Linked DNA regions of Homo sapiens: regions 1, 2, 3 and 4 are each linked to region 5. The links are chromatin contacts, found by Hi-C or POLR2A ChIA-PET in ENCODE. All regions are on one chromosome and are shown on one strand. The core of a region is the stretch at or near the end of the contact, and the rest is flanking DNA. Distances in the headings are between cores, read along the strand shown. Region 1 holds the start of ZNF480 (zinc finger protein 480). Region 2 holds the start of ZNF610 (zinc finger protein 610). Region 3 holds the start of ZNF616 (zinc finger protein 616). Region 4 holds the start of ZNF766 (zinc finger protein 766). Region 5 holds the start of ZNF816 (zinc finger protein 816).

Region 1 (5,696 bases), core at 2,234-4,733, 670 kb after region 5:
TTAGGGTCCCCACGACCAAGCTGGTCTCGGCACTGAGGGAAGGCATAGGTAAGCGTGAGCAAACCTGTCAGGCAGGACACTTCAGACTCAGAGAAGACTCCCAACTCGAAGGCCCAGCGTTTCTGAAAGAAAGGAGACAGAACAATCCACCGAGAATATCATCTCACCTGAGGAAGAGCCATCCCTGACTCCTTTGCTTTCCTCTTCCTTCTCTTCTGGGCTTTTTCATCACACAGCATGACTCTTTAGAAGTCAATCCTAAATGTCAAAAATATGCTGTTTAGGGCTTAGAATCAACACACCCTTTTCCTGTGCCACAATCACACACACAGGTTAGACCTCACCCTGCGGAAAGATGTCCTCTGCTGCCCACTGCACCAGAGTTGATGCAGAGACAAGAAACTCCTACAGGAAGAACAACAAGTGAGTTTTTTACTCGTCTTCAGAACCTGCTCCCCTCCTAGAGATGCCCACACGCACGCTGCAGCAGTGGGGAGCTGGCCTGGTCTAAGCTCCCCTTCAGGGCCAGACCCAGCCCTGACCAAACCCCATGCAGAGCACAGCCCCTCCTCTCCTCTCTATGGATCCCAGGCTCATGTAATCCCTCAGAAATGGAGGACACAGAGCCTTGGTGCTCAGCACCAGAGACAGAACACACTGGAATCCCCGTATCCATGGGGAAGATGTCCCAAGACCCCCATTGGATGCCTGGAACTTCAAACAGTACTGAACTCCATTTATTCCACCCTGGCCAACATTGTGAAACCTCGTCTCTACTAAAAATACAAAAATTAGCTGGGCGTGGTGGCACACACCTATAATCCCAGCTACTTGGGAGGCTGAGGCAGGAGAAATGCTTGAAACTGGGAGATGGATGTTGCAGTGAGCTGAGATCATGCCATTGCACTCCAGCCTGGGCAACAAGAGTGAAACTCTGTCTCAAAACAAAACAAAAGAAAAAAAAAATCAGGGTATCCCAAAGCCCCTTCTTTTGATTAATTTGCTAGGAGGGTTCTTCCATCGGGCTAGTCATCTGTATCTTTTGCAATATTCTTCATAGCAAATGGGTAAAACTAAGCAAAATGCTTCCTTGAGTTCTGTGAATGAGGCTAACAAATTAATAAAATCTGAGCAAAGGGTCAAGGGAATCTTCAATTTTTAGATGTTTGGTTGAAGTTCAGGTCCCAACCAGGAACTTACAACCAGCACGTGAAGTAGCGGCAGCCTTGTGGAACTGAGCCCCCAACCTGTGGGATCTGATGCTAACTTCAAGTAGACAGTGTCAACTTGACTGAAATTACGGATCACCCAGGCGGTGTCTGACGAATTGCTTGTTGGTGGGAAGAAATCCCCACACATTTTGTTCATCAGATATGAAGCATTCTGTGTTGAGTGTTCACTATTGTGTTGACTGCAAGAGTAGGAAAAACACTTTGGTTTTCCTGCTATCTTTTACACTCGCCCACACCCTACCCCATCCCAGGAAAAGGAAAGTGGGTGACCCACACCTGAATGACTCAAGTCACTGACCTGTGCCTGAATAGGGAATGTGAGTGGAAGCTAAAGTCTGATGCCAAGAATTATAAAATGCACCAGCCTTACAGACAGGAGTTTTGCATATCCATTTTCATCTGTATTTTTAAAGTATATTTCATATTATCAAATTATAAATAGATAAATCAATGTCACAACTTAATCATAATATCCAATCAACTCACCGTTCATCTGCACCCAGGGTTCCCTCTTTTCTGGGTACTGTGTTTCCCTCCCTCATTCTGTACGTATCTCTCATTCTCACCTTCTTTCTCTAGCTTTTTTCCCCCTTTATTTTTCCCCTAAGATTCTGCTCATTTTGAGCCCCTCTCTTCTCCTGATGTTTCTCCCCTTCTTCCTTCTATTCCTTCTCTTCCACCTGTTCTGCTCCATTCTGGCAACTTGTTTCACCCCTCTTCCAAACTTTCTGCTCAATCTTTGATCATCCCATTCTCCACCTATTTGTCTCTTTTTTTTTTTTTTCCCTGAGACGGAGTTTTGCTCTTGTCGCCCAGCCTGGAGTGCAATGGCGCAATCTCAGCTCACTGCAACCTCCGCCTCCCGGGTTCAAGCAATTCTCCTGCCTCAGCCTCCTGAGTAGCTGGGATTACACGCGCGCGCTGACGCCCGGCTAATTTTTGCATTTTTAGTAGAGATGGGGTTTCACCATGTTGCCCACGCTGGTCTCAAACTCCTGACCTCACGTGATCCACCCACCTTGGCCTCCCAAAGTGCTGGGATTACAGGCGTGAGCCACTGTGCCCGGTCTTGCCTCTTCCCCTGACTCTACTCCCCCTCTGCTCTCTCTGTTAAATCCCTTCTTTTCTGTTACACCCCCTTGTCCCCACTCTCTGGCACCCTGAGATCCCAGGCCTCCACCTGCTGTGGTTCTCCCTCTGCTCTCGTTGTCACCAGCTGACTCCTCTTGCTGTCCCAGCACCACGCTGCTCTGTCTGCCCTGGCTCCAAATCCCTCCCCCTCTCCCCCACTCTCAAACTGAGGAACTTCCCACTTTGCTGCCCCTCTCACTATCTTGCTGTCCTTCATCTCTCCGGAGATGGAACTTTTCTCTGCATTTCTCCAGTTGCTTTTTTCCCCCTGCTACTTTCTCGGCTTCATTCGCTGTCTCTGCAAATCCTCCATCCACTCTCTACTTTGCCATCTGCTTACGGCTCTCCCTCAATCTTCTTTTCTCCTTCAAAATTTTTCTCTTTCTTCTCCCTCGCTCTCCGTCTCTCTTTCTGCACACATTCACATGGAAGGAATTGGGATCCGATGTCCACAAGCAGAACACCTTTTCAGTGGGGTGTTATTTGGCCCGCAAGAACACTGGATGTCAAGAGACAGAGTAAGTCACCTCCCCACACGCAGGGTTAGGAGAAGCGGTGTCTGGGAAGAGGAGGCCTGGGGAGTAGCGGGGCCCCGTATCAAGGAGGGTAAAGGTAGGGTCTGGATCAAGAGATGGGTGGCGTCTGCAGAATCCCAGCACTGGGCAGAAGACGCGGCTTCTCCTGGATTGAGATTGGAGCGCTGTGCTCCAGGGCCAACAAAGGCGAGGCTTGGGGGACCGCATAGACCGGAATCCGCCTAGCGGGGGAGGACTTTACGCTGTGCGGGGCGGATGTAAGCATCACTGAAGGACTTGAAACAGGAAAACTCCGCGACAGGAGGTGACTACATGGCCCTGTGGCAGAAGGACGGGGGACAGGACCCGCCGCCGAGCGATTTAAACACACAGGGAAGCGACCGCCTGACTCTCACGGAGACGCCTGAATTTGGTCGGGGTAGAGGGAGCGGTGCGAGGATTTCAAGGTCTGTGTGGCCCCTCAGATCCCGGGTACAGAAGCGCGGGGGAGTTGGGAAGCGCAGATTAATTTACACAAAGGGAAACTCACGCGCCGCGGCGTGACCTTCACTCCACGCGATCCGCTTCCGGGTTTGTGGGAAACTGCGCGCGCAGCGGAGGGGTCCGAGCGGGGCGGGGGCGGGGGCGGGGGCGGGGGCGGGGGCGGGGGCGGGGGCGGGGGCGGGGGCGGGGGCGGGGGCGGGGGCGGGGGCGGGGGCGGGGCGGAGTGGGGCTTGCGCTTCCCTCCGCCTCGCTTCCAGTGCCTCTGTTTTCCGGGTTTTGCCGGGGAGACCTGTCAAGGAGACTGGAGCAACTCAGCTGTCTCGGAACTGTACTCTTGCCGGGACTGAGCAAAGTCGGCTAATGATTAGATCCAGGAAAATTCCTGCTATTAAAGTTAATCTTAAGCCGACCGTGCGGTCGGGCACCTGTAGTCCCGGCTACCCCGAAGACTGAGGCGGGAGGATCGCTTGAGCCCAGGAGTTCGAGTTTACACTGAGTTATGACGGCCACTGCACTCCAGCTTGGGCGACAGAGACTCAGTCTCTCAAATAAATACATAAAAAACTAAATTTAGCAATTTAATTAAGCCCTGGGATTGTCTGTGAAAGCGACGCAAGTTAATACATGAACTGCAAAGCCCTGCCTGGGCAGAATGTGCAATTTCATGCTGACGGCCCACAAAGCAGAATAGAAATCCTCTCCTTTTCTATTCCCTGTTCTTTCGGGAGGGACAGAGGTAACCCTGTGCTCAGCTCCAGAGAGTTTTCTAGTGACAGCACCAGGGGCATGGAGGGCTAAGGCCAGTGAGAATTTAGGTCACCAATTGTTGGTTTTAAAAAAGCATTAACCGGGCGAGGTGGCTCACACCTGTAATCCCAGCACTTTGGGAGGTCAAGGCAGGTGGATCATTTGAGGTCAGGAGTTCGAGACCAGCCTGGCCAACACGGTAAAACCCCATCTCTACTAAAAATACAAAAATTAGCTGGGCATGGTGGCATACGCGTGTAATCCCAGCTACTCAGGAAGCTGAGGCAGGAGAATCGCTTGAACCTGGGAGGCGGAGGTTGCAGTGAGCTGAGATTGTGCCACTGCACTCCAGACCAGGCAACAGAACAAGACTCTGTCTCAAAAAAAAAAAAAAAAAGTCAAAAAATATGTTAATTTAACATTCTCAGGATTTTAAAACTACAAAATGCTGATGAAAGAAATCAAAGACACCCAGATAGAGACATATACAATATCAATTTATTGATAAACTCAACATAGAAAAAAATGTGAAATTACCCCAAATTGATACACAGGGTTAATATATTTACTATCAAGGCACTTCGTAGATACTGACAAGATTATCCAAACAATTATGTAGAAAAGCAAAAAACAAAACAAACCAACAGAAATCCCAAAAAACCTGGAATAGCTCAAACATCTGAAAAAAAAGATAGAGCAGCATGCTCCCGGGAGGTGAAGGTTGCAGTGAGCTGAGATCACTCCATTGCACTCCAGCTTAGGCAACAAGAGTGAAACTCCATCTCAAAAAAATAAATAATAAAATAAATAAATAAAATAAAGATAAAGGGTTGGAATCACTTCACGTTACTTCAAGTCCTCTAATATAGTGAAAGCATTTTTTCCTTTTTCATATTTACAATAAAACGTTTATACCTGCCATTGTCTTGTGCATACTCTTGTCAAAAAATATTGTCTCCAAACAACAGTCTCATTTTTGTGTCCCCTAAAATTTTCACTAGAGTGACATTCGGAAAAAATGTATTAAGCATAGCATCTGGCCGGGCATGGTGGCTCATGCCTGTAATCCCAACACTTTGGGAGGCCGAAGCGGGTGGATCACCTGAAGTCAGGAGTTCAAGACCATGCCTGGCCAACATGGTGAAACCCCATCTCTATTACAAATACAAAAATTAGCCAGGTGTGGTGATGGTGCATGTCTGTAATCCCAGCTATTCGGGAGGCCGAGGCAGGAGAATCACTTGAGCCTGGGAGGCGGAGGCTGCAATGAGCCAAGATCACACCGCTGCACTCCAGCCTGGGTGACAGAGCAAGACTCTGTCTCAAAAAAAAAAACAAACAAGCATAGCATCTGGATGCAATGTACAGAAAAAGAAAAAAGTAAAAAAAAAATATTATATATGTGTCTATACGTGCATATATAAACACAAAATATAATTTTATTAGAGTTGAAAATGAACCATGGAATATATTGCTTGATGCTGTAACGGGAAAATGACATTTCCATAGCTTTTGGAAAAATGCTCTTCTAGTAATATCATATTTATAACAAATATATTTTAATCAT
Region 2 (5,417 bases), core at 151-2,650, 630 kb after region 5:
TTTCCCTCCCTCATTCTGTACAGCTCTCTCATTCTTACCTTCTTTCTCCTGCTTTTTTTCACTTCATTTTTCCCATAAGAATTGGCTTATTTTTCTGCCCCTCTCCTCTCCTGCTGTTTCTCCCCCTCTTCCCTCTATTCCTTCTCTTCCATTTGTTCTGCTCCATTCTGGCAATTTGTTTTACCCCTTGTTCCTCTTTGTGTCCAATTTTTGATTGTCCCCAATTTCCATTCTGCCTGTTTCTTGCCCTCCCTATCTCTGCTTCCTCTCTGTTCTCCCTGTTAAATTTCCTCTTCCCTGCTACACTCTCTTGTCCCCACTCTCTGGCCCCCCCGGATCCCAGGCCTCCCCATGCTGTGGTTCTCCCTCTGCTCTCCTTGTCATCAGCTGCCCCCTCTTGCTGTCCCAGCACCATGCTGCTCTGTCTGCCCTGGCTCCAAATCCCTCCTCCTCTCCCCTACTCTGTCTGAGGAGCCTCCCCCTTTCTGCCCCTCTCCCAATCTTGCTTCATCTTCATCTCTCTGGAGACCCAGCTTTTCTCTACATTTCTCCAGTTACTTTTCTCCCCCTGCTACATTCTCGGCTTCATTCACTGTCTCTGTAAATCTCTCAGCTACTCTCTGCCGTCTGCTTATGGATCTCCCTCATGCTTCTTTTTCAAAATTTTTCTATTTCCTGCCACTCTTTCACCATCTTTCCCCACACATCCATAGGCAGGGGAGTACAATAAGGTGCCCACCTCCGCCAAGAGCACATTTTTAGTGGGATGGAATTTGGGACGAAGAATCCTGAATGTCCTAAGACAGAAGAAGTCACGTCCCCACACCCGGGGGTCGGGAGTAGCGATGGCTGCGAAGGGGAGGCCTGGGGAGTAGGAAGGCCCGGATCAAGGAGGAAAAGGGTGGGGCTGAATTATTAGAAGTGTGGGGTCTCAAGGGTCCCAGGACCCAGTACAGGACGCGGCCTCCCCCGCCGGGACTGGGGCTGCGGCGCTGCGCTTCAGGGGCCGGGGGCGAGGTTGGGAGGCTCCCCGGGCGGGAATCCACCTTGCGGTAAGGACTTTTAAAAGCGCGGGGCAGGACGTTGGGTCAGTAAAGAGTTTTAAGCGGAAAGGAGTCTCGAAAATCCGTGTTTACCTGGCCCAAGGCAGAACGAGCGGGGACAGGACCCGTCGCCGAGCGATTTTAACACACAGGGAAGCGAGCGCCGGACTCTCACGGAGACGCCTGAATTTACACGGGGTGGAGGGAGCGGTGCGGGGATTTCAAGGTCTGTGTTGACTCTCAGATCCCGGGTACAGAAGCGCGGGGGAGCTGGGAAGCCCAGATTGAATCTAAACAAAGGGAAACTGACGCGCTGCGGTGTGACCTTCTACCCACGCGATCCGCTTCCGGGTCTGCAAAAAACTGCGCGCGCGCAGCATAGAGAGCGGACCGGGACGGGACGGGGCGGGGCTTCCCTAGGCCACGCCTCCAGTGCCTCTGTTTTCCGGGTTTTGCTGGCAGTGAGGCTGGAGCAGCTCAGCCCTCTGCAAACTGGGATCCTGCCGGAGCAAAGCAACGTCAGTTGAGGATTAGATCCAGGAAATTTCCTGCTATTAAAATCAATTTTAAGCCGGCCGTGGTGGCAGGCACCTGTAGTCCCAGCGACTAGAGAGGCTGAGGCTGGAGGATCGCTTCAGCCCAGGAGTTCGAGTCTACACTGAGCTATCATGGCCACTGCACTCCAGCCTGGGCGTAGTGTAGACCCAGTGCTATACTCAGTGTAGACTCTGTCCTAAAATAAATAAGTAAATAAAAACTAATTTTAACAATTTAATTTAAAAGGCCTGGAATTCTGTGTGAAGGCGATGCAAGTTAAAATGTGAAATGCAAAGCCCTGCCTGGGTAGCATGTGCAATTTCATGCTGACGGCCCACAGAACATAATAGAAATCTTCTCCCTTTCCATCATCATCTCTGATCTCCAGCACGGGAGAAAGATGTAGGCTGGGAGGTTAAGCCCGTCTAGTGTTTTCACGTTCTTCTGCCTGCTTTTATTCTGACTGTGCTGGCAGCTGATTAGATTGTGCCCACCCAAATTGAGGTGGGTCTGCCTTTCCCAGTCCACTGAGTCATCTCTAGAGTGCTCATCTCTAGAGAGTTTCCGAGGGACAACGCCAAGCGCGTTGGAGGGTTAAGGCCAACCTGGGAATCCGTATTTACCTGGCCCAAGGCAGAACGAACGGGGCATCTCCGTGAGAGTCTGGCGGTCGCTTCCCTGTGTGTTAAAAACGCTACAGGCACATGCCACCATACCCATCGTTCGGCGATGGGTCCTGTCCCCGGAGGGATGTTAGGCCACCACCAACTGCTTTTTTTTCTTGAGACGGAGTCTCGCTCTGTCACCCAGGCTCACTGCAAGCTCCGCCTCCTGGGTTCACGCCATTCTCCTGCCTCAGCCTCCTGAGTAGCTGGGACCACAGGCACCCACCACCACGCCCGCCTAATTTTTTGTATTTTTAGTAGAGATGGGGTTTCACCGTGTTAGCCAGGATGGTCTCGATCTCCTGACCTCGTGATCCACACCCCCCCCCCACGCCCCGGCCCCCAAAGTGCTGGGATTACAGGGGTGAGCCACTGCACCCGGCCCAACTGTTGCTTTTAAAAAAACCAATAACTTTAAAAAATAGATGTAAATTACATTGTGTGTGTGTGTGTGTGTGTGTTTGTTTTTGAGACAGAGTCTTGCTCTGTCACCCAGGCTGGAGTGCAGTGACACGGTTTCAGCTCACTGTAGCCTCTGCCTCCCCGGTTCAAGCGACTCTCCAGCCTCAGCCTCCCAAGTAGCTGGGGCTACAGGCTTGCACCACAGTGCTTGGCTAATTTTTGTATTTTTAGTACAGACACGGTTTCACCATGTTGGACAGGCTGGTCTCAAACTCCTGACCTCAGGTGATTCTCCTGCCTGAAAGATTGGTGCAATTTCTCTGTTAAATCATCTTATATGTTTCATCTTACATTCTGTTTAGATTTTCTGTCTCTACTACTGTCAAAATTGGTAGAGTACATTTTCCTAGAAAATTTGTTTCATCTGTGTTTCCAGTCAATATTCATTTAATTTTATAAATTACTTTATTTTATTTTATTTTTGAGACAAAGTCTCACTCCAATACCCATGCTGGAGTGCAGTGGCGCAATCTCAGCTCACTGCAACCTCCAACTCCCGGGTTCAACCAATTCTCCTGCCTCAGCCTCCCGAGTAGCTGGGACTACAGGCACGTGCCACCATGCCTGGCTAAGTTTTGTATTTTTAGTAGAGACGGGATTTCACTAAGTTGGTCAGGCTGGTCTTGAACTTCTGACCTCGTGATCCACCTGCCTTGGCCTCCCAAAGTGCTGGGATTACAGGCGTGAGCCACCAAGCCCGGCCTAAATTAGTTATTTAAAAAACTAATACACTTTATTTTAGAAGATTTATAGATTTATATTTAAAAAATTCAAAAAAGGTAGACAAGTTCCATATACCCTGACCCGTTTTCCCTATTATTAACATCTTATACTAGTTTTGTATGGGTTTTACAGTTTATAAACCATTGTTGATATACTACCATCAACTTATTCATAATTTATTCTGATTTCTTTGGTTTTAACTCATGTTCTTTTCTGCAGGGAGCTGAAGGCCTGTGGGATGTGACCAAGTTTATGGAGTTTAATCTGGCAAACAGTCTTGAAAACAGTGACTCCATAGCTGGAGAACTCAATTTAGGACTCTTTTAGCAAGCACAAATCAAAGACTATCTGTAATCAGTAGGTTAAGACAGTCATTCATGCATAAGTTTTTCACTACACTTACATACAACTTTTCTTCACTTTCTGAGAAGGGCACAGCATTTTTACCTTTTAATTTAACAAATACCATTTAATTAGGTTTAAAGTTCTCCTTTAAAGAGTAATGTGTGGTTTTACATGCCTAGCTTTTAATTACTCTTTAACTAATTCATGGGCCCTCTGTAATCTCTCTCCCTTCAGAGGTTACTATTTTACTTAAATTGAATTTGGAAAGCTACGTCAGGGATAGAAGAGAGGTAACAACAGTGACCATTATTAGAAAGCAGGTTTTTCAAATTCTTACATTTTACTTAAATCTTAGCAGAGAATCATAGCCTGGGACGTAACACATGAAATTTTGCTACGGGCTGCCCACAGAGCCAGAGGGCAGCGGTGCAGGTCCTGGGAGGCAGCCATGTTGTACTTTCTTAGGCTTTGCCTGTGTCTGCGCCGGTCCCTCCCTCCTTTGCCAGGGGGATGTTGCCAGCCTGGGCAGGCCTTGTCGGCTTGGTTACCGGGAGCTTTTCTGCTGCTGAGCCTTTTCTTCCACCTACTGCCTGCTTGGCTGCGCAGTTTCGGCTTCTAATGCGTTTTTTCTTATCTTTTTATAAACATACACCTGATTGCCTTGCCGATTTTGCATTACTGAGCAGGTTAAGAGCTCTCCTTCTAATGTTGCCTGCTTAACACAGGGACTGATAGCTGTAGTGTATCCTCTGTCCTTTGTCCTATCTATTGGAAGAGGAGGCTTAGGTAAGACTTCCATTTCCTCTTTGTTATTTTGGCCTGATGATACTGGGGCTGAGGGAAGAGGAGGTGATAAGGCAAGTGATGTTTTCTCCTCCTTCCTCTTTTTAGGCTCTTCTGTGTGTAACTGAGCAAAGGCTGATCTAATTAAAGCCCGTAACATTAAAGATTTTATTGGACCTGATGCCTTTGCGCCTGATGTTAAGATTTCTCCTCACTTGTTCTCAGAGTTCTACGTCTAGCATTCCTTCCTCCAGGAACCATGGGCTTTGTACTCCGTTATTGACCACACTAGTTTTTAATTCCTTCAACAACTTAAATTCTAGTGGGGTGTGTTCATGAATAAACTGCTGTGGATTATATGGATCAGGTCTTACGGAAATAGGAAAAGTGCAAGGTCCTAAGGGCTCTCCAGCTATGACAGCAGAGCATAAAATTCTTTGTATTAGGGTCTCTTATTTCTGCCACCGAAGGTGGTGGTACAAATGTTTCTGCAATTGGAGGAGGCTGTATAGCCCAATTTTTATCCTCCTTCTCCTGTTTTTTATTTTCAGTTGGAGCTGTGGGTAGAGCAACATATTCTTTCAGATTTTTAGATTCAGCTTGCTGTCCCACAGAATAAGAAGATGATAATGGCAGAAATACAGTACAAACTGAACTCCAAGTGGAAAAAACTGAAGAATCAACTTTAAAACCTTTTTGATGAGCCTGTTTCAATCCATCTCCTGCTCTATCCCAGTTTTCCACATCAAGAGTGCTTGCCTATGGAAACCATGGGTTACGCATAATAGCTTTTTGGGGCTTCTGCAGGAGGTTAGTTAGTGTCTGCAAATTAACCTGAGCTCCAGACTGTCTCAACAGA
Region 3 (5,687 bases), core at 3,078-5,577, 820 kb after region 5:
GTTAAAATCTCAGTGATAAACTTGCATATTAGCAACAGAGCTCTTGTTTCCACATTATACAATTTCAGTTTATTTTCTTGTATCATTCCAATGCTTTCCCTGAACTTAAAATAAAAGGGATCCTCCACATATTGGTGGAACACATTCTTTGCATCTGTTATTTTTCTATTCTTTTTTTGCCACACAAATCTGAGAATGTCACCTCGATTTTTGGATCCTTCAAGTTCTTCAATGGAAGAAATGTAAGTCCATAAATTGGGTTAAATGGTTTCTAGTGGAGTGTGTAATGATAAAAAATTATTTTTAAAATGTAGTTTTGGCTGGGCTCTGTGGCTCATGCCTGTATTCCTAGCACTTTGGGAGGCTGAGGTGGACAGATTGAGCCCAGAAGTTTGAGACCGGCCTAGGCAACATTATAAAACCCCATCTCTACTAAAAACACAAAAACTGAGGTGAGAGGATCACTTGAGCCTGGGGAGGTGGAGGCTGCATGAGCCGTGATTGCACCACCACACTGCAGCCTGGGCAAGAGAGCAAGATCCCATCTCAAAAAAAATTATATTACAGTTGAAAAATCATAGAATACAATGTTTAATATGATAACTCAAATATGCATTGTTAGAGCCTTTGAAAAATGCAATTTTATTAAATTATTTAATATTTATTGTCTGATAAATTTAATTTTTATAGTGCATGTGTAAAAATATTATAGACAATTTGAACAGTATTTCAGAAGCACTTTCAACAATTATATTGTGTAAAGTGTCCTATGTATGCATGAATAAAGGACATGTATAAAGTATTTAGCATGAGGAAAATTGAGTCTTTCTCAACCTAGGCATCATAAGTTTCAGGAGTAAACATTCAGTATTTTTTTTTGTATTTTTTAAAACCAGAACATTTATTGCATGACTAATCATAGACATTCTTAAGATGAACTGGATGCTGCAACAGCTGCCCTCTTGGGTTTAAGTATTGTTCCTTCATAGAATCCATGCCTGAATCTGTGGTATACAATTTTTAGGTGCCTCATTCCACCAGTTCCGGTGGTATTTTGTCTTTTAGCCTTGGCACTCCAGTTATACTTTCTCTTGCGCTTGGCAGCGTAGCCACATTTGCCACAGGTCGACTTCTGAAGGTGGTAGGCCTTAGAGCCACGGCGGCAACACAACGTGTGCGTCTTATTGCGACGCTTTCCAAACAATGACGTTCCCTTCGTCATCTGGCTTCTGCGGCCAAGACCAGAGAGACCGGAAGAGAAGGCACTTCCGCTATATCACGCTCAGAAGCTCAACATTCCGTGTTGAATTAGAGTCTGAGCCGAGATGGCATTACTGCACTACTGCTTGGGTGACCGGAGCCAGACACTGCCTCAAAAAAAAAAATTCTCCCAGGCTCAAGCAATTTCCAACCTCAGCCTTCCAACTAGCTTGGACTACTGGTGCACACCATTACCCTTGGCTAATTTTTGTATTTTTTGTAGAGATAGAGTTTTGTAATGTTGCCCAGGTTGCTCTTGAACTCCTGGGTTCAAGCAATCTGCCCACCTCAGCCTCTCTCAATGTGCTGGGATTACAGGCGTGAGCCACTGCACCCTGCCTTGTTCCTTTACTTGCTTAGTAAACTTGCTTTCACTTTACAGTGTGAACTCACCCCTAATTCTTTCTTGCATGAGATCCAAGAACCCTCCCTTTTGGTTGTAACTGCCCAACAGGTTCTCCTTCCCTGCTGCCTAGACAGAGCTGATTCATCAAGACAGGGGAATTGCAAGAGAGAGTTTAATTCATGTGGAGCTGGCTGTACAGGAACCTGAAATTTTTTTATTACTCACATGAGTCTCCCTGAAAACTCGGGGATCAGGGTTTTTAAGGATAATTTGATAGGTAGGTGTCAGTGAGTCGGGAGTGCTGATTGGTTGGGTAGGAGACGAAATCATAGAGATCTGAAGCTGTCATTTTGCACTGAGTCAGTTCCTGGGTGGGGTCACAAGACCAGATGAGCCAGTTTATGGATCTGGGTTGGTGTCAGGTGATCCATCAAGTGCAGGGAATGCAAAATATCTCAAGCACTGATCTTAGGTTTTATAATAGTAATGTTATCCCCAGGAACAATCTGGGAAGGGTGAGAATCTTGTAGCCTCCAGCTACATGACTCCTAAACCATCATCTCTCACCTTGTGCCTAATTTGTTAGTCTTACAAAGGCAGTCTAGTCCCCAAGCAGGAAGGGGGTTTGTTTTGGGAAAGGGCTGTTAATGTCTTTGTTTCAAACTATAAACTAAGTTCCTTCCAAAGTTAGTTCAGCCTATGCCCAGGAATGAACAAGAGCAGCTTGGAGGTTAAAAGCAAGATGGAGTTGATTAGGTCAGATCTCTTTCACTGTAATAATTTTCTCAGTTATAATTGTGCAATGGAAGTTTCAGGTTCTGGATCAGGACCCCTTTCTGGTAACACAAGGATGGTTATGAATGCATCCAGATATCCAAAAAGTTATCTCTGAAAGCCAGAGATTTCCTTTCCCTATGGGTTCTTCCCTTGCATGTCAACCCAAGGATTCACTGGGGACCTAGAATTGTGCAGGGCAGTTAGGAAGAGAGAGACAAAAGAGAGAAGAGGTGAAGTAGTTTTGAAGAAGAGAAAGAAGGTCCCATGCAGCCTCAGTTTTTTTTCCAACAAACTTTTCATGCTGGGAAATAGGATCCTGGTTTATTTGTGGGAGGGATTTTATAGGAGGGTGAGAAAAAAATGCCCTTTGAGGGTAGAGTCTGTGGAGCCCTAATTGGGGAAAAGGAGTCAGCCTGAAAGGACCAGGAGAAAGCAAAGAGATAAAGCAAATAAGCTATAAATCTTTCTTCATGGTCCAGAACATATAAAAAAAAATAGAGGAAGCAGATAAGCTGTAGGTCTCTTTTTCTTTATGGCCAAGGACATATGGCCTTTCTGTGGAAAGAACGTAAATAAGTCACAAACTTTCTGCTTTCATTTATCATCAAACGCCTCAGCTAACAGAAGAATGCAAGTTAGCTCCCTGCTACCTTGGCCTCCCAAAGTGTGGGGATTATAGGCGTTAGCCACTGCACCCAACCAAATCTCCTCTTCTCATGGCTCACTGCAGCCTTCACCTCCTGGGCTCAAATGATCCTCCTTCCTTACCCTTCCGAGTTGCTGGGCCCACACGTGCAGGCCACCATGTCCAGATAATTTAATTTTTTGTAGAGAGGTCTGGCTATGTTGCCCAGGATGATCTCAAATCCCTGGCCTCAAGCAATTCTGACACCTCAGCTTCCCAAGTAGCTGGGACTACAAGAGTGCATTACCAAGCCTGGCTACTTTTTGTATTTCTTGTAGAGATGGGGGTCTCACGATGCTGTCCAGGCTGGTTTTGAACTCTTGAGCTCAAGTGACCTGCCCACCTGGGCCTCCAAAACTGCTGGCCCATCTCAAAAGACTTAATCCATTTCAGTATCAACTCTCAAAAGTCTTAATCCATTCCTGTATCAGCTCTTAGGGCAGAATACCCCCTAAATATTATCTGAACCACACATGGGTGAGAATCAAGGTGTGATTCATCCTGAGGCAAAATTTCTGCCCAGCTGTGAATCTGTGAGGCCAGAGAAGTTATCTGCTTCCAAAATATAATGGTGATAAAGGCATAGGATACATCCCCCAGCCCTGGTAACCACCCTTCTAATCTGTTACTGTAAATTTGACGTTTGTACTTTGCACGTGTAAAAGCACAGGCAGTATTTGTCTTTCTGTGTCTAGCATATTTCGCTTGGCATAATGTCTTCCGGGTTCCTGGATCCAGCCACGGCTCCACATCAAATCCCCAGCGAGATCCTAGTTCCCTGACTATTGAGTAGCTTCAGCATCATCGGCAAGAGTGGATGGAGTCCACCAAGCTTGTAAAAATCGGTTTTGACTTAGTTCAACTTGTTAAGAAATCATCTTAGTTTCTAATATAAGTGGACCACAACTTTAAGCTTTAACCTTAAATTTTGAAACATTAACTTAAAATAGGCAGGCAGCAACGCTGCTTCACAGGACAAGAAGTAGTCAGAAAACCAAAGACATGCTGCCTGTGAACCAGAGTAAATAACAGGCTCTATTTCGGCCCCGCTTACCCCATGAAACCCCGCCCCATCCTCCGCCGCGGCTCCGTCCCGCCCCACCTAGCCACGCCCACTGCCGCTCCGGCCCGGCTCCACCCTCTCAGGGTCCCTCCCCGAGTCAGGCCCCTCTTTCCGACCCGCCCCTTGCTGGTCGCGGCTCGCCCAGGCCCCGCCCCCTGGCCTCCCAGTTTTTTCTCTCCGCTAGCAGTTTCCGTCACTCCCGGAAGCAGATTGCGCCAGGGAAAGGCCTTATCGCTGTGTGTGTGTTTCAGTCTACGTGGATTAAACATTACTTCGCTCCGTCTGCCTGGATTAAACGTGCACTTTGCAGTCCTCACTTCTCCGTACCAGTGATCTGGGGATCGCTACGGACCTTAAAATACCCATAGCCCCTTCGCCCCTGCAACAGGCACTTCTCCCCACGTAAGTCCGAGAATTGCTTCCCTGTCGGTTTAAAATCTCTCTCAGGCTGTTCCTTGCCCCCTGCCTTTCTGCCATGTAGATAACCATGTCGATAACCCCATTCAGGTCGTGTTCCTGCTTAAAACTCTCATTGACCCCTGCTTCGGCCCCGGGCGAAGTCAAGTCCTCCCTCGCGAGGTGGATTCCCACCAGTCGAGACCCCCGAGCTTCGCCCTTGTCGACGCCTGGAGGGGAGCGCCCGCTGCCCAGCTCCTGAAGGAGCCGCTTCTTCTCCCAGGTCCTGGGATTCTGCAGACCCTCCCTGTCCTGAGACACCGTCCCCCGCGCCACCTAGTGTCCTCCGCGCGCCACCTAGTGTCCTCCTCACGCCGGGTCCTTCCCCTCCCCAGGCTGCCCCTTCACAGCCACTGCTTTTCCTGACTCCGCGTTGCAGGAGGTCACCCGAGTCTGTCTTGTGACACCCACTGTCGTTCCTTCCCAAATTTTTACTCCACTGGAAAATGTGCTCTTCCGGGAGGTGGGCATCGTATTCCTCCCCTTTCCTCCTGAATGTGTGGGTGAGAGGGATCAGGAGAGGAAAAGAGGGGGAGCGACGGGACAGAAAGAAAAACTGGGGAGAAAAGAATGAGTACACGGCAAAATGGATGATAATTTAGGTACTGGCAAAGAGAGCAAGAGTGCAAGAGGACGCATGGAGAAAGTAGCACGGGGAGAAAAGCACATAAAGAAATTAGGGAAAAGGGAGAGCTTCAGGGAGCTGAAGGGCAGCAAAATAGAGAGGGGCGGCAAAGGAGGAGGCACTGCAGTCAGACGCGGGGGGCGGAAAAGGTAAGAGTCGGAGCCGCGGCTGACAGAGCCACGTGGTGCTGGGACTGAAGGAGAGGGGAGTGGGTAACAAAGGAGAGTAGAGGGAGAACCACAGCAAGGAGGAAGCCTAGGAAGTTGGGGGTGCTAGAGAGTGGGAACAAAGGAGATGTAACAGGGAAAAGGGAATTTAACAGGGAAGAGGGATTTTAACAGGGAGAGCAGACAGGGAGCTCAGATGGGGGAAAAGAGGCAGGAATACGTGGCGGCTGGGGACAATGGGAAAGTTTGGGGAGAAAGAGCAACAAGAGGTGAAATAAATTTCGAAGCATTGGGCAGAATAGACATAA
Region 4 (5,818 bases), core at 1,392-3,891, 690 kb after region 5:
GAAAAAAGGATCAAAGGAATGGTGGAGGTGAAAGCTTAATTGGAAGGGGGTAAATCAAGAACTGGAGGCAAGACTGAAGACAGAAATATAAACAAGATTTTAGTGTACTGTGTTCTCAAATGGAGCGTTGAAGAGGGGTACTCACTACAGGGAGAGATGTAATTAATAGAATATTTTTTATTTTAATCATGGAGGAGTGGCAAGAAAATGAAGGCTTCATCTGTGCTTTTTTTTTTTTTTTTTTTTTGAGACAGTCTCACTCTTGTCACCCAGGCTGGAGTGCGGTGGCATGATCTCAGCTCACTACAACCTCCATCTCGGCTCACTGCAACCTCCACCTCCTGGGTTCAAGTGACTCTCCTGCCTCAGCCTCCGGAGTAACTGGGAATACAGGTACGTGTCACCACACCCAGCTAATTTTTGTATTTTTAGTAGACATGGGGTTTCACCGTGCTGGCCAGGCTGGTCTGGAACTCCTGGCCATAAGTGATCCACCCGCCTTGGCCTCCCAAAGTGCTGGGATTACAGGCGTGAGCCATCGCACCCAGCCAGTGTGTCTGTGTGTGTTTTCATGGACAATACCTCCATGTGGGTGCACTAACCAAAGTAATCCCTTGAAGTAAATATTGGTGATGCCAGAGGAAGGATGTCACACTGTCCTGAGACTGTGAGTAGGGCTGGCACCTGGTGCACAATCGCAGGGTCAGCAACAGCCAGGGGGAGGGACAGACCATTCCCAGTTACTACTGAGTAGAGATCACAGGCCCTGAGACAGGTGGGTGGGCCGGTTGGAGATCTCTTCCCTTTACTGGTTGAGATGGAAATGTGCACGTGTTTTTCCGCATACTGACCAGTTCTCTGGCACACTCCCAGCTGGATGACCCACAATTTAACTCAATTTTGATAGTATCTACCTGGAGATAGAATCAGATCCCAGTTAAGGACTCAGTCCCACAAGACTGCCCCTCACCTCAGATATGGATAAAATTAACGGTTTCCAAAACACACTCCTCTATTTTGATTTGCTAGGATGGCTCTTCCACCTGTATCCTTTGTAATAACCTTTATAACTGATAGTAAACCTAAGTAAAATTTTCTCTGAGTTCTGGGAACCATTCCAGCAAATTAATAAAATGTGAGGAGGCCGGGCAAGGTGGCTCAAGCCTGTTATCCCAGCACTATGGGAGGCCGAGGTGGGCAGATCACCTGAGGTCTCAGGAGTTCACGACCCGTCAGGCCAACACGGTGAAACCCTGTCTCTACTAAAAATACAAAATTGGCCAGGCGAGCTGGCGGGCGCCTGTAGTCCCAGCTACTCGGGTGGCTGAGGCAGGAGAATCGCTTGAACTCAGGAGGCTAAGGTTGCAGTGAGCCGAGATTTTGAGCCCCTCTCCTCTCCCGCAGTTTCTCCCCTTCTTCCCTCTATTCCTTCTTTTCCACTTCATCTGCTCCATCTTGCAATTTTTTTCCTCTTGTTGCTCTTTCTCTCCAATCTTTTGATTGTCTCCAATCTCCATATATTTCTGCCTCTTTCTTCTCCCATCTGTGCTCCTCCTGTTAAATTCCCTCTTCTCTGTCACGCCCCCTTGTCCCTACTGTCTGGCAACCCCAGATCTCTGGGGTGGTTCTCCCTTTGCCCTCCTTGTCACCGGCTGCCCCCTCTTGCTGTGCCAGCACCACGCTGCTCGGTCTGCCCTGGCTCCAAATCCCTCCTCCTCTCCCCAACTTTGTCTGAGGAGCCTCCCGCTTTGCTGCCCCTCTCCCTACCTTGCTGTCCTTCATCTGTCTAGAAATAGAACTTTTCTCTACATTTCTCGAGTTGCTTTTCTCTCCCTGCTACTTCCTGGGGTGCTTCTTTCACTTTGCAAATCTCTCACCCTCCCTCTGCGTTGCCGTCTTGTTATGGATCTTCCTCATTATTTTCTCTCTAAATTTTTCTGTTTCCTCTACCTCGCTCTCCATCTCTCTTTCACTTCACATTCACAGGGAGGGGACTGGAATAAAATACCCACCTCCTCAAGAGCACAGTTTCCAATGGGAGGAATTTGGGACGGAAGAACACTGGGTGCCCTGAGATAGGTCCCGGCCACCTCCCCCAACACAGGATCCGGAGAAGCCGTGACTGCGAAAAGGCCTGGGGACAGAAGGGAACGGCCCAAGGAGGACTACGGCGGCAGGCAGATCAGGGGTGGGGTCTGCAGAATCCCCAGACCAGGCAGAGGACGCGGCCCCTCCCGAATGGCGGCTGCGGCGCTGCGCCCCAGGGGCCGACAAGGACGAGGCTTGGGACCCGGAGGGCGTGGATCCGCCTCGCAGGCGGGGACTTTACGTGGCGCGGGGCTGGCGGAGGGGTCACTGAAGGGTTTTAAGCAGGAAAACGGCGCGAAAGCAGCTGCCTACGCAGCCCTACGGCAGAACGACCGGAGACAGAACCAGCCCTAGGGCGATTTTAACACTCTGACGGGACGCATGAATTTACTCGGGGTGGAGAGAGCGGTGCGGGGATTTCAAGGTCTGTACCGCCCCCCACATCCCGGGTACAGAAGCGTGAGGGCACCGCTAAGCGAACACTTAATCTAAACAAAGGAAAACTCACGCGCCGCAGTTGCGCCATATCTCCACGCCATCCACTTCCGGGTCTGCAGGCGGCTGCGCGCGAACGGAGAGGCCGGGCCGGGGCGTGGCCAGCGACGTGGCGGGCGGGGCCTGAATACTTATTGGACGGGGCCTGCACTTCCCTCCTCCTATCTCTGGGCGTGTCTCGGTTTTCCGCGTTTTGCAAGCCACACTTGCCAGTCAGGCTGGAGCCGCTCCACGGTTTGTGACCTGGGATCTCACTAGGAGGGTCAACGTCTGTTGTTTGGATCCAGGAAAGTTCCCACAATTAAAATTAAGGAATTCAATTAAAATTTAGAAATTTAATTGAAAATCCCTTAAATTGTCTGTGAAAGGAATGCAAACTAAAATACAATATGCAAACTCAACCTGTGCAGAATGTGTAATTTCACGCTGACGCCCCACAGAATAGCATAGAAATCCTCTCCATTTCTATTCCCCATTCACTCTGGAGTAGAGAGTTCCAAAGAGTTTCCTGGGCCACATCTGGGGCGTGGAGTGCTAAGGCCGGTGAGAAGTCAGGTCACCAGCTATTGCTTTTAAAAAAGCAATAGAGGCCGGGCACGGTTGCTCACGCCTGTAATCCCAGCACTTTGGGAGGCCGAGGCGGTCGTATCACTGGAGGTCAGGAGTTCGACACCAGCCTGACCAAAATGGAGAAACCCCGTCTCTACTAAAAATACAAAAATTAGCCGGGCGTGATGGCACACGCCTATAATCCCAGCTACTTGGGAGGCTGAGGCTTAGGTCAATATTTTCTAAAAATACTGTAATTTCAGATTCACTTTAGGTGCATTCTGAAAGTAATAAGTAAACATACTTTTTATTTTAAAAATTATAATCTCTTAAATCTTGTTTGTTTTCTCTTCTTCAATGTACTGGCCCCTGTAGATAACAAAGCCCTTAAAATAGTCTTCAGAAGACAATTGTATTTATTGATCTAAAGAATAACTCTGCAGTAATTCTAAGTGTATTTGGTAGGCCGATTATTCTTTTATAGAACCCTGATAGAAGTAAAACTAGATTATCAAATTTTAAATAGCCTTACGTCTGCCGGCAATAATTTTATGGCAATATTTTTGAATTAACAGGTACTAATAAGTATGCTTTTCTCTGATATCTCACCCCCCCAACTTTTTTTTTCTTAAGACAGAGTCTAACTCTGTCATCCAAGCTGGAGTGCAATGGCACGATCTCAGCTCACTGCAACCTCCACCTCCTGGGTTCAAGCAATTCTCCTGCCTCAGGCTCTCGAGTAGCTGGGATTACAGGCGCGTGCCACCACGCCTGGCTAATTTTTGGATTTTTAGTAGAGATGGGGTTTTGCCATGTTGGCCAGGGTGGTCTCAAACTCCTGACCTCAGGTGATCATCTGCCCACCTTGGCCTGCAGAGTGCTGGGATTACAGGCGTGAGCCACCGCACCCGGCCTTATATCCCTATTTTTGGATCCCTTCATCCATCTTGAAGTATGATCATGTTTAGATATGAAAATGAACATATTTAAAATATTAGCAGGTTAAAATGAGGATATAGTGATATGTCACAAAGATGGATACGAGATGACATATCAGCATTTTTTATTTTTATTTTTTTCAGTTGGAGTCTCGCTCTGTTGCCCAGGCTGGTGTGCTGTGGCATGGCCTCCACTCACTGCAACCTCTGCCTCCCGGGTTCAAGCAATTCTCCTGCCTCAGCCTCCCGAGTAGCTGAGATTACAGGCGCCTGCCACCATGCCCAGCTAATTTTTTGTATTTTTAGTAGAGACGGGGTTTCACCATGTTGGCCAGGCTGGTCTCGAACTCCCGACTTCGTGATCCGCCCACCTTGGCCTCCCAAAGCACTGGGATTACAGGCGCGAGCCACCGCACCCGGCCCATATCAGCATATTTTACTTCGATTATTATTATTATTTTTTAGAGACAGGGTCTAACTGTGTTTTCCAGGCTGCATATGTACTCCTGGGCTCAAGACATCCTCTTGCCTCAGCCACTTAAGTAGCTAGGACTCCAGGCACACTCCATGGTGGCCTAGGTCAGCATTATTTTTTGAAGATGCAGTATCTGGGATAGATTTTGGGATCTGTACAAGATAGATGTCTATATTACACAATATTGCTAAATAGCTATGTTGCCACGAAACAACTTTTAGCATTGACTTTTATGATCTGAAGCAAAGAAATGAGTTGATTGCAGAGCTTTTCATGAAACTAAAAAGTAGAGGATAAGCTGATTATAGCTTAAAGTTATAAACCCATTATGTATATGGGGAGTTTGTTGCTTCTAAAATTTTCAAGGGATCAGCATGGACATTTTTGGTTTTTGTTTTTTTTTGACAGGATCTCGCTCTGTCACCCAGGCTGGAGTGCAGTGGCACAATCTCGGCTCACTGCAACCTCCGCCTCCCAGGTTCAAGTGATTCTCCTGCCTCAGCCTTCTGAGTAGCTGGGATTACAGGCGCGTGCCACCACACTCAGCTAAGTTTTTGTATTTTTAGCAGAGATAGGGTTTCACCATGTTGACCAGGCTGGTCCCAAACTCCTGACCTCAAGTGATCCTCCTACCTCGGCCTCCCAAAGTGGGATTACAGGTGTGAGCCACTGCACCTGGCCAACAATTTTATTGATGAATAAACATTTAACAGGAATATCATACGCAATAGAGGCAATCCGTTAGGAGATAGGAAAAAGAATAATTTCTATACAACCCATTATAGACTGGTTTTTGAGATAAGCACTGATTAGCCTCAAAAACTTGATTGCGCTATTGCTTATACATTGTTCATCCTGACCTTACATGGTAATTGGGGAGACCATCTATGTTAGCCAATTAGCTTTATTCAGAAGCAGGGGGGAAAACCCTAACTTATATGTTTACAACAGGTGGTAGTTTTACAAAATGGAGCCAGGTACCCACTGTAGATAGGCTCCTACCAACCCACAGAAACAGAGAGATACAGGTGCTATCTCTAGTGATGTTGACATTTGAAAGAGATGTCTCCCAAGTCCTTGAGAAAGATATCCCTAGGTCATTATGCTGACAAAAGGTTTATTTAGTTTCTAAAAATAAACATTTCGGGAGAAAGTACTCACAAGTTTTCTAAGGTAAATATTCTGACAAAAAGAGGAGGAAGAGAAATGCCTTGCCATATTTTCAAAGGAGGAATGCAGGCTCTCATTTTTATTTCGTATTTATCCCTATAAG
Region 5 (6,290 bases), core at 2,529-5,028:
GGAGACATTGGAGAAGAACCAATCCGTGTCTATAAGGAATTGTACATGAGATGGCACACATTTTTATGCTGTCTGAGCATTACAATCACGTTACCATATCAAGCAGAAAATGTCACCATTATCTGGAGAGTTGGACATGTTTTATTGGGAATATATTTTTTCTCTCTGAATCTGTTATGAACATGTTGGTTGGCTGGGTTCAGTAATAAATATGTGAGGCTTTTCATTTCAAAAAAAAGTCAAATGATGTAATTCCATAGAGTACCTTAATTCCCGTATTGCTTTTTGGTTTTTTTTGAGATGGAGACTCCACTGGGTTCAGTGGATCACACTTGTGGTCCTCACACATTCGGAGGCTGAGGTGGGAGGATTGCTTGAGATCAGGAGTCTTCTGGGAATCTTCTCGCCTCCGCTAACCCAGTTCAGGATAGACCCTTGGACTTTACTGTTTTGGAAAATCTATATAAACCAATATCAGTGTGTCAAAGCATTATGTCTGTCAGAAGGTTGTGAAAGAAGCTTAAAAATTACTAAGCCAAAGAGAAAAGTCAGGCTGGGAACTGTGTCAGACAAACCTGCCTCCCATTTTATTCCTAAAAGAGACAGCTACAAGGATTTTTTACAAAGCTACATAGAGGCTGGGTATGGTGGCTCAGGCCTCTAATCCCAGCACTTTGGGAGGCTGCGGTGGGTGGATCGCCTGAGGTCGGGAGTTCGAGACCAGCCTGACTAACATGGAGGTACCCCGTCTCTAGTAAAAATAGAAAATTAGTCAGGCATGGTGGCATATGCCTGTAATACCTGCTACTCGGGAGGCTGAGGCAGGAGAGTCACGTGAACCCAGGAGACAGAGGTTGTAGTGAGCCGAGACCACACCATTTCACTCCAGCCTAAGCAATGAGAATGAAACTCCATCTCAAAGATGAATAAATGAATACATAGATACATAAATATTTAAAATATAAAGATGAGGTTTCACCATGTGCCTGGGCTGGTCTCCAACTTTTGGCCACTAGCTATCTTTCTGCTTCGGTCTCCCATCATGCTGGAATTACATGCACGAGCCACCATCCCTGGCCACATTATGCTTTTTTAAACTTGCTAATATTTTAGATATGCTAATTTCTTCCTAAACATAATTATGTTTTAGCTAATTACTAGTATTTGATAAATGAAACCTTCGATAACTAGGGATGTGAGTGAAAAATATAGTTCATAGTACATGTTAACTTACAGATATTGCCATAAAATTATTGCATGCAGAAATGCGGTGATGTAAAAGTTTATAATTTTTTTTTTCTTTTTTTGAGATGCAGTCTCACTCTGTTGCCCAGGCTGGAGTGCAATGGTGAGATGTCAGCTCACTGCAACCTCTGCTGCCTGGGCTCAAGCAATTCTCCTGCCTCAACCTCTTGAGTAGCTGAGATTACAGGCGCATGCCACCATGCCCAGCTAATTTTTGTATTTTTAGTACAGATGGGGTTTCGCTGTGTTGGCCAGGCTGATCTCAAACTCCTGACCTCAGGGTGATCCATTCGCCTAGGCCTGCCAAAGTGCTGGGATTACAGGTGTGAGCCATCACACCCAGCCAATTTTGTAATTTAGTTATATTTTCTTCAGGGCCCACGTAAAACAGAATAACCTGACTGCAATGTATCCTTAGTAATATCTCATAATTATTCTCTATATGAAAATAAATCCCAATGTTTGAAGACTGCCTATTTTACAGCCTTTGTTGTTCACACCTGATAGAACACTTAGGAGAGAACAACAAAGAAAACACCCAAAATAGATTACAATTGGATGGGTGTGGTAGCTCGCCTTTAATCCCAACACTTTGGGAAGCTAAGGTGGGAGGATTGTTTGAGTACAGGAGTTCAAGGCCAGCCTAAGCATCATAGTGGACCCCCGACTCTACAAAATATTAAAAAATTAGCCAGGCCTGGTGGTGAGGGCCTGTGGCCCCAGCTAGTTGGGAGGTGAGACGGGAGGATTGCTTGAGCCCCAGAGGTTGAGGTTGCAGTGGGCAGTGTTCCCACCACTGCATTCCATCCTGGGTGTCAGAACTAGGTCCTGTTTCTAGGGAAAAAAAAATTACAACTTGAAGATAAAAAGTACATTTTCTACTTATTTTCAGAAGGCACGTAAAGTGAATTTGATATTACAATACACTTAGGAATTATTTTTTAAAAAAAGAATTTGAGAATGAGGACCAAGGTCTAATTTTTTTCTCTTGCCCAAATTCCTATCTAAAGGGTCTGGGGAGTCATGCCCTACAAACCATAAATACTCATCAGATGGGTTTTATTTAGTCCTATATATCCTGTCTTACTTTCCAGTCTGACTCTGGAATAACGTGACAAAGAAGAAAGTCAAAATATTTTACCCCAAAACATGTTTCTGTGCCATATTTTGAAATGGTCCTGCAAAGCTGTTCTTTGTGAGGGGTACATGTGCATTTGTAAAGAATCTCTGTTAACATAGCTAGATCTTTTTCTTCTAGGCCCTACCAATCCTGAAGAGATTAAGTAAGAATCTCGCACTGTTTAAAGGTCTGAATAGAAAACACTTATCATCTATTATCTCTAAGGGCAGCCAATAGAAGACTTGAAAACAACATTGGTCTCCACAATCTTTTACCTTAACGTGAACATTTCCTCTCCGTTGATCCCAGGTATTTAGACAAACTCAACCAATTGTCAATCAGAAAATGTTTCAATTTACCTGTAGCCCAGAAGTCCCCGCTTTGAGTTGCCCCTCCTTTCTGAACCAAAGCAGCGTATTTCTTAAATGTATTTGATTGATGTCTAATGCCTCCCTAAAATGTCTAAGAACAAGCTGTTCCCCATCACCTTGGACACATGTTCTCAGGACCTCCTGAGGGTCATTCATATTTAGCTTAGAATAAATCTCTTAAGATATTTTACAGTTTGATTCTTTTCCACGACAAAAATAACTCATTTTAAGTGCAGCATGAAATAATAAACGTAAGAAACAACTGGGCAACTTATATGCACTGTTACAATGTCAGTGCTTTTTTTAAATCACTTTTTTGTTTATTGAGACGGAGGAGGGAGCTCTGGGATAGAGGGTCTTACTTTGTCGCCCAGGCTGGCCTGGAACTCCAGGCTCAGCGATCCTCTCGCCCCTGCTTCCTGAGTAGCGGGGACCCCAGACTCCTGCCACCCCGCCCGCATCCCTGCTGTGTTTAAGCACACTCCTCTGCTCCGCACCCCAGACGGTGGCCCTAGGGAAGTCTCAGGAGCTGAGCACAGTGTGGACTCTCCCACTCCAGTGAATGGAGAATTGAAAGGGAGAGGATTTCTATTCTGTTCTGTGGACCGTCAGCATGAAATTGTACCTTTCGCTCAGGCAAGGCTTTGCATTTCGCATTCTAGTTTGCATTCCTGCCGTAGACAACTTCCAGGCTTTGGAATTAAATTGCTAAAATAAATTTCAATAGCAAGGAACTTTCCCGGATCCAATTACCGCCACACGGCGACTTCTCAGGGAGGTACTATTTCCCTGACTGCTGAGCTGCTCCAGCCTCACTGGCGGGTTTCACCTCTAAAACCTTGAAAACAGAGGCGCGGAGAGCGAGATGGAGAAAAGCTCAGGCCCCGCCCCTTTCCCGCCCCCGCGGACTCCTCCCAGCCCAAGACTCTTCTCTTCCGCGCCGGGCCCCTTGTCCTTTGCACCCCGCCCCGGCCTCGCCCAGGCCCCGCCCACCTCTCGGGGATCTGGCCCAGGTCCCGCTTCTGTCCTGCGCCGATTGGCACAGACCCGGAAGCGGATGGCGTGGACTGAAAGTTGCACGGCGGCGTGTGCGTTTCCTAGTTGTCTGGTGCTGCTATATAGGGGACGTGGGGTCCCCACAGACCTGCAGGTTCCGGCCCCTCTTTTCTCAACCCAGAGCAAATTGAAACGTCCGGGTGAGAGTCCGTGAGTCGCTTCCTTTTGAGTTTAAAGTTGCCCTGAGGCTGGTCCCGTCCCCGGTCTTTCTGCAGTGGGGCCGTGCAGACACCTCCTGTCGCGAAACTTTCCTTAGCAAAACCCTTTCTGACGCGTCCTCCCGCCTCGCGCTGTTTCAAGTCCTCACCCGGAGCTGGATTCTTGCCCTGGGCAAGAGCGCTTCCCAGCCTCGCTCTAGTCGGCCCCTGGAGCGCAGCGTTGCAGCCCCGCAGCCCCAGGGTGGCCGGTGCTTTGTGGCCACTCCTGGGCTCTTTCCCTTTCCATCTGAGACGTGGTGGAAGTGGGAGGGCTACAGGGAGAGTACCCTTTGATCCTTTGTTACTACGGGTGGGGAGATGGGGTTATTCCTTTTGGTCTAGTTTTGCAAAGTTCACATTAATTGGCCTTAGATTCCCAGAGCCAGGACCCAGATTTTCACTTTTCTTCTTTGTTGTTGGAGATGGGTCTCTGTGCCTACAGACTAGTATAGCCTGTGCCTGGACTAGTATAGTATAGTATAGTCTCTGTGCCTGGACTAGTATAGTCCAGCGGGGGCCGTCCAGTCTCAATGAAATTCTGGATGAGCCTAGGCAGTCTGTAATTTAGAAAATTTACGTAATGAGTTCTTTTCAGTGTGGTTTAAGCCTCACCAAGTGACTGTCCTTGTTGTGCTGTTGTATACAACTTCTGTCCTAGACAATTGAGCTTTCTTACGGGGTTGCTGAAGTTTTTTCTTTCCTTAGCTACATAGTATTGTCTAATAACTGAGGTTTTTAGGACCTAGAAGTTGCTAGTTTGGGCCTTCTGAGCTGGAATTGTGTGAGGAACTGGATCAGTGGGCACCAACTCTCGGGCTTCCTGAGGCCATCGGTCTCCAACAGTAGTTCCTCCGCGTACATAACAAGAAGCAACATTGAGGGAATGAGCTACATTTTCCGTTAACTGGAGAAACAAGTTCCTTGTCTTTTTTGGAAGCTCTGGTGCTGGCAGATTTAGCTCATTATAAAAGGCTTGAAACACTGGTTTGGGAAAGGGCCTGGGGACCTCCCCTCGGACTAAAATGGCAACTTGGGGGGTTACCCTTGTCCTATTGACCGTCAGGATTACACCTTCTCTTTTTCTCTAACGGGGGTCTAGGGAATTAGTGATTATTAGTTCTAGTGGGTTACAGTGACTGCTAGCACAGGAGGGGTTGGCTTCTTTTTTTTGAAAGTGAACCGGGTCTTTTTTGTCATTTTTCTAAGTAGCCTAAATAACACATGGGCAACAGGCAAATTTTCACAGACCTCTGCCTCATGACAAACATTTATTTTCTACTGTGCAGCTCCTTTCTTAGTTAAGAGAGCCACATCTTAATCTGAGCTTGTTACTATTAATGGCTGCACAAGCATCAAATTTAAAGTTTCTTGTTTGGGGATTCTTTTTTCTTCTGTTCTAGTTATTATTTTACTTGTGTCACCTAGGAAAGGACCAGTTCTTAATCTTATTTGAAAAACGGTGGTTGCAGGAGGCTTAGATGGGTTATAACCCATAGTAGGTTTGTCATTTCCTGGGCTACGTACCTTGTATTGAGTGGAATTATACAAATAAGATCCTTTTAACGTGCCTGTACATTCATAATAACTATAGAACAGAAAGATTGTTTTAATTTGCTGTCCTATCTCAGTGACCTGATGAATACACTGGGAACAGTCCTTAGTTTGAGGAAGGTCAGTTGAAGCCTTTACTGTACAAGTCTAAAATTTAAGAAGAATGAGTCCCACGATGAGCTTCCTCATGCTTCCACTGTGCGTAGGACCAGTCAGCTTCCGGGTGTGACTGGAGCAGGGCTTGTCGTCTTCTTCAGGGTCACTTTGCAGGGGTTATCTGGGCTTGGCCTTGCCTCCCAGGTTTCAGGCGCTGCAGGTTTTATATGGCTGTGGTGGATCCAGGCCGGGATTCCTTCTACCTTCACAGCGGTGGGAGTGGTCAGGATGACGGTCTGGGGTACTTTCCAGTGGGGGCACACAGGGGCTACGTTCCAGTCCTTGATCCACACTCAATCACCCGGGGAGAAAGAGTGAACTGGGGAGAATAAGCTAATGGGGCATCTCTCATTTACCTGGGCTGAAATCATTTGTGTAATTTTTCCTAAGGCCTTAAGCTATTTTTGATAATCCGATTCATTCACTCCACCTTTCCAGAACTCTGAGGTCAGAAGGCAGCATGCAGTTTCCACGTGATCTTTAATACCTTTGCTGTCGTCTGTACTAAGTCAGCCACAAACTCCAGCCCGTTATCCGAGCTGATTCGTAAGGGCCGTCCAAATCTAGGAATAAGATCTCGAAGAAGCACATGAG

The links. A loop is a pair of places that touch in the nucleus more often than their neighbours do. ChIA-PET counts read pairs that join two places held with the same protein, here RNA polymerase II (POLR2A). Pooled maps may share reads with other maps.
Region 1: a loop to region 5 is called in a map of chondrocyte, with 1.9 times the contacts of the local background. The contact joins the promoter of ZNF480 here to the promoter of ZNF816 in region 5. A Hi-C loop is called at or near these places in 1 of 168 maps with a recorded cell type or tissue (chondrocyte), 4 of 37 single-sample maps with no recorded cell type and 15 of 50 pooled maps.
Region 2: a pooled map shows a loop between it and region 5 (6-fold over the local background). The contact joins the promoter of ZNF610 here to the promoter of ZNF816 in region 5. A Hi-C loop is called at or near these places in 1 of 37 single-sample maps with no recorded cell type and 7 of 50 pooled maps. POLR2A ChIA-PET finds 5 or more read pairs at or near these places in 1 of 52 experiments (WTC11).
Region 3: a loop to region 5 is called in a map of CD8-positive, alpha-beta T cell, with 17 times the contacts of the local background. The contact joins the promoter of ZNF616 here to the promoter of ZNF816 in region 5. A Hi-C loop is called at or near these places in 1 of 168 maps with a recorded cell type or tissue (CD8-positive, alpha-beta T cell), 3 of 37 single-sample maps with no recorded cell type and 9 of 50 pooled maps.
Region 4: a loop to region 5 is called in a map of naive thymus-derived CD4-positive, alpha-beta T cell, with 4 times the contacts of the local background. The contact joins the promoter of ZNF766 here to the promoter of ZNF816 in region 5. A Hi-C loop is called at or near these places in 1 of 168 maps with a recorded cell type or tissue (naive thymus-derived CD4-positive, alpha-beta T cell), 4 of 37 single-sample maps with no recorded cell type and 13 of 50 pooled maps.

Annotation. Positions count from the first base shown.
Region 1 is chr19:52,294,956-52,300,651 of GRCh38, reverse strand. It overlaps ZNF480 (zinc finger protein 480), which reads right to left and starts at 3,483. Exons shown (of 5, transcript NM_144684.4): 1 at 3,429-3,483; 2 at 168-258. The coding sequence starts at 239. It overlaps ZNF766 (zinc finger protein 766), which reads right to left. Exons shown (of 4, transcript NM_001010851.3): 4 at 4,606-5,696. RefSeq lists enhancers at 3,252-3,301, 3,372-3,421.
Region 2 is chr19:52,332,226-52,337,642 of GRCh38, reverse strand. ZNF610 (zinc finger protein 610) reads right to left here and starts at 1,400. Exons shown (of 6, transcript NM_001161425.2): 1 at 1,137-1,400.
Region 3 is chr19:52,138,578-52,144,264 of GRCh38, reverse strand. ZNF616 (zinc finger protein 616) reads left to right here and starts at 4,327. Exons shown (of 4, transcript NM_178523.5): 1 at 4,327-4,533. It also overlaps the pseudogene RPL37P23. RefSeq lists silencers at 4,032-4,081, 4,092-4,371 and an enhancer at 4,492-4,731.
Region 4 is chr19:52,266,410-52,272,227 of GRCh38, reverse strand. ZNF766 (zinc finger protein 766) reads right to left here and starts at 2,641. Exons shown (of 4, transcript NM_001010851.3): 1 at 2,597-2,641. The coding sequence starts at 2,614. LOC124904763 (a long non-coding RNA gene) reads left to right here. Exons shown (of 4, transcript XR_007067331.1): 3 at 255-393; 4 at 1,987-2,984. RefSeq lists enhancers at 1,635-1,704, 2,138-2,432, 2,355-2,900 and a silencer at 2,615-2,844.
Region 5 is chr19:52,960,369-52,966,658 of GRCh38, reverse strand. It overlaps ZNF816 (zinc finger protein 816), which reads left to right and starts at 3,778. Exons shown (of 4, transcript NM_001202457.3): 1 at 3,778-3,932. ZNF816-ZNF321P (ZNF816-ZNF321P readthrough) reads left to right here and starts at 3,778. Exons shown (of 4, transcript NM_001202473.2): 1 at 3,778-3,942. RefSeq lists a silencer at 3,551-3,750 and an enhancer at 3,811-4,060.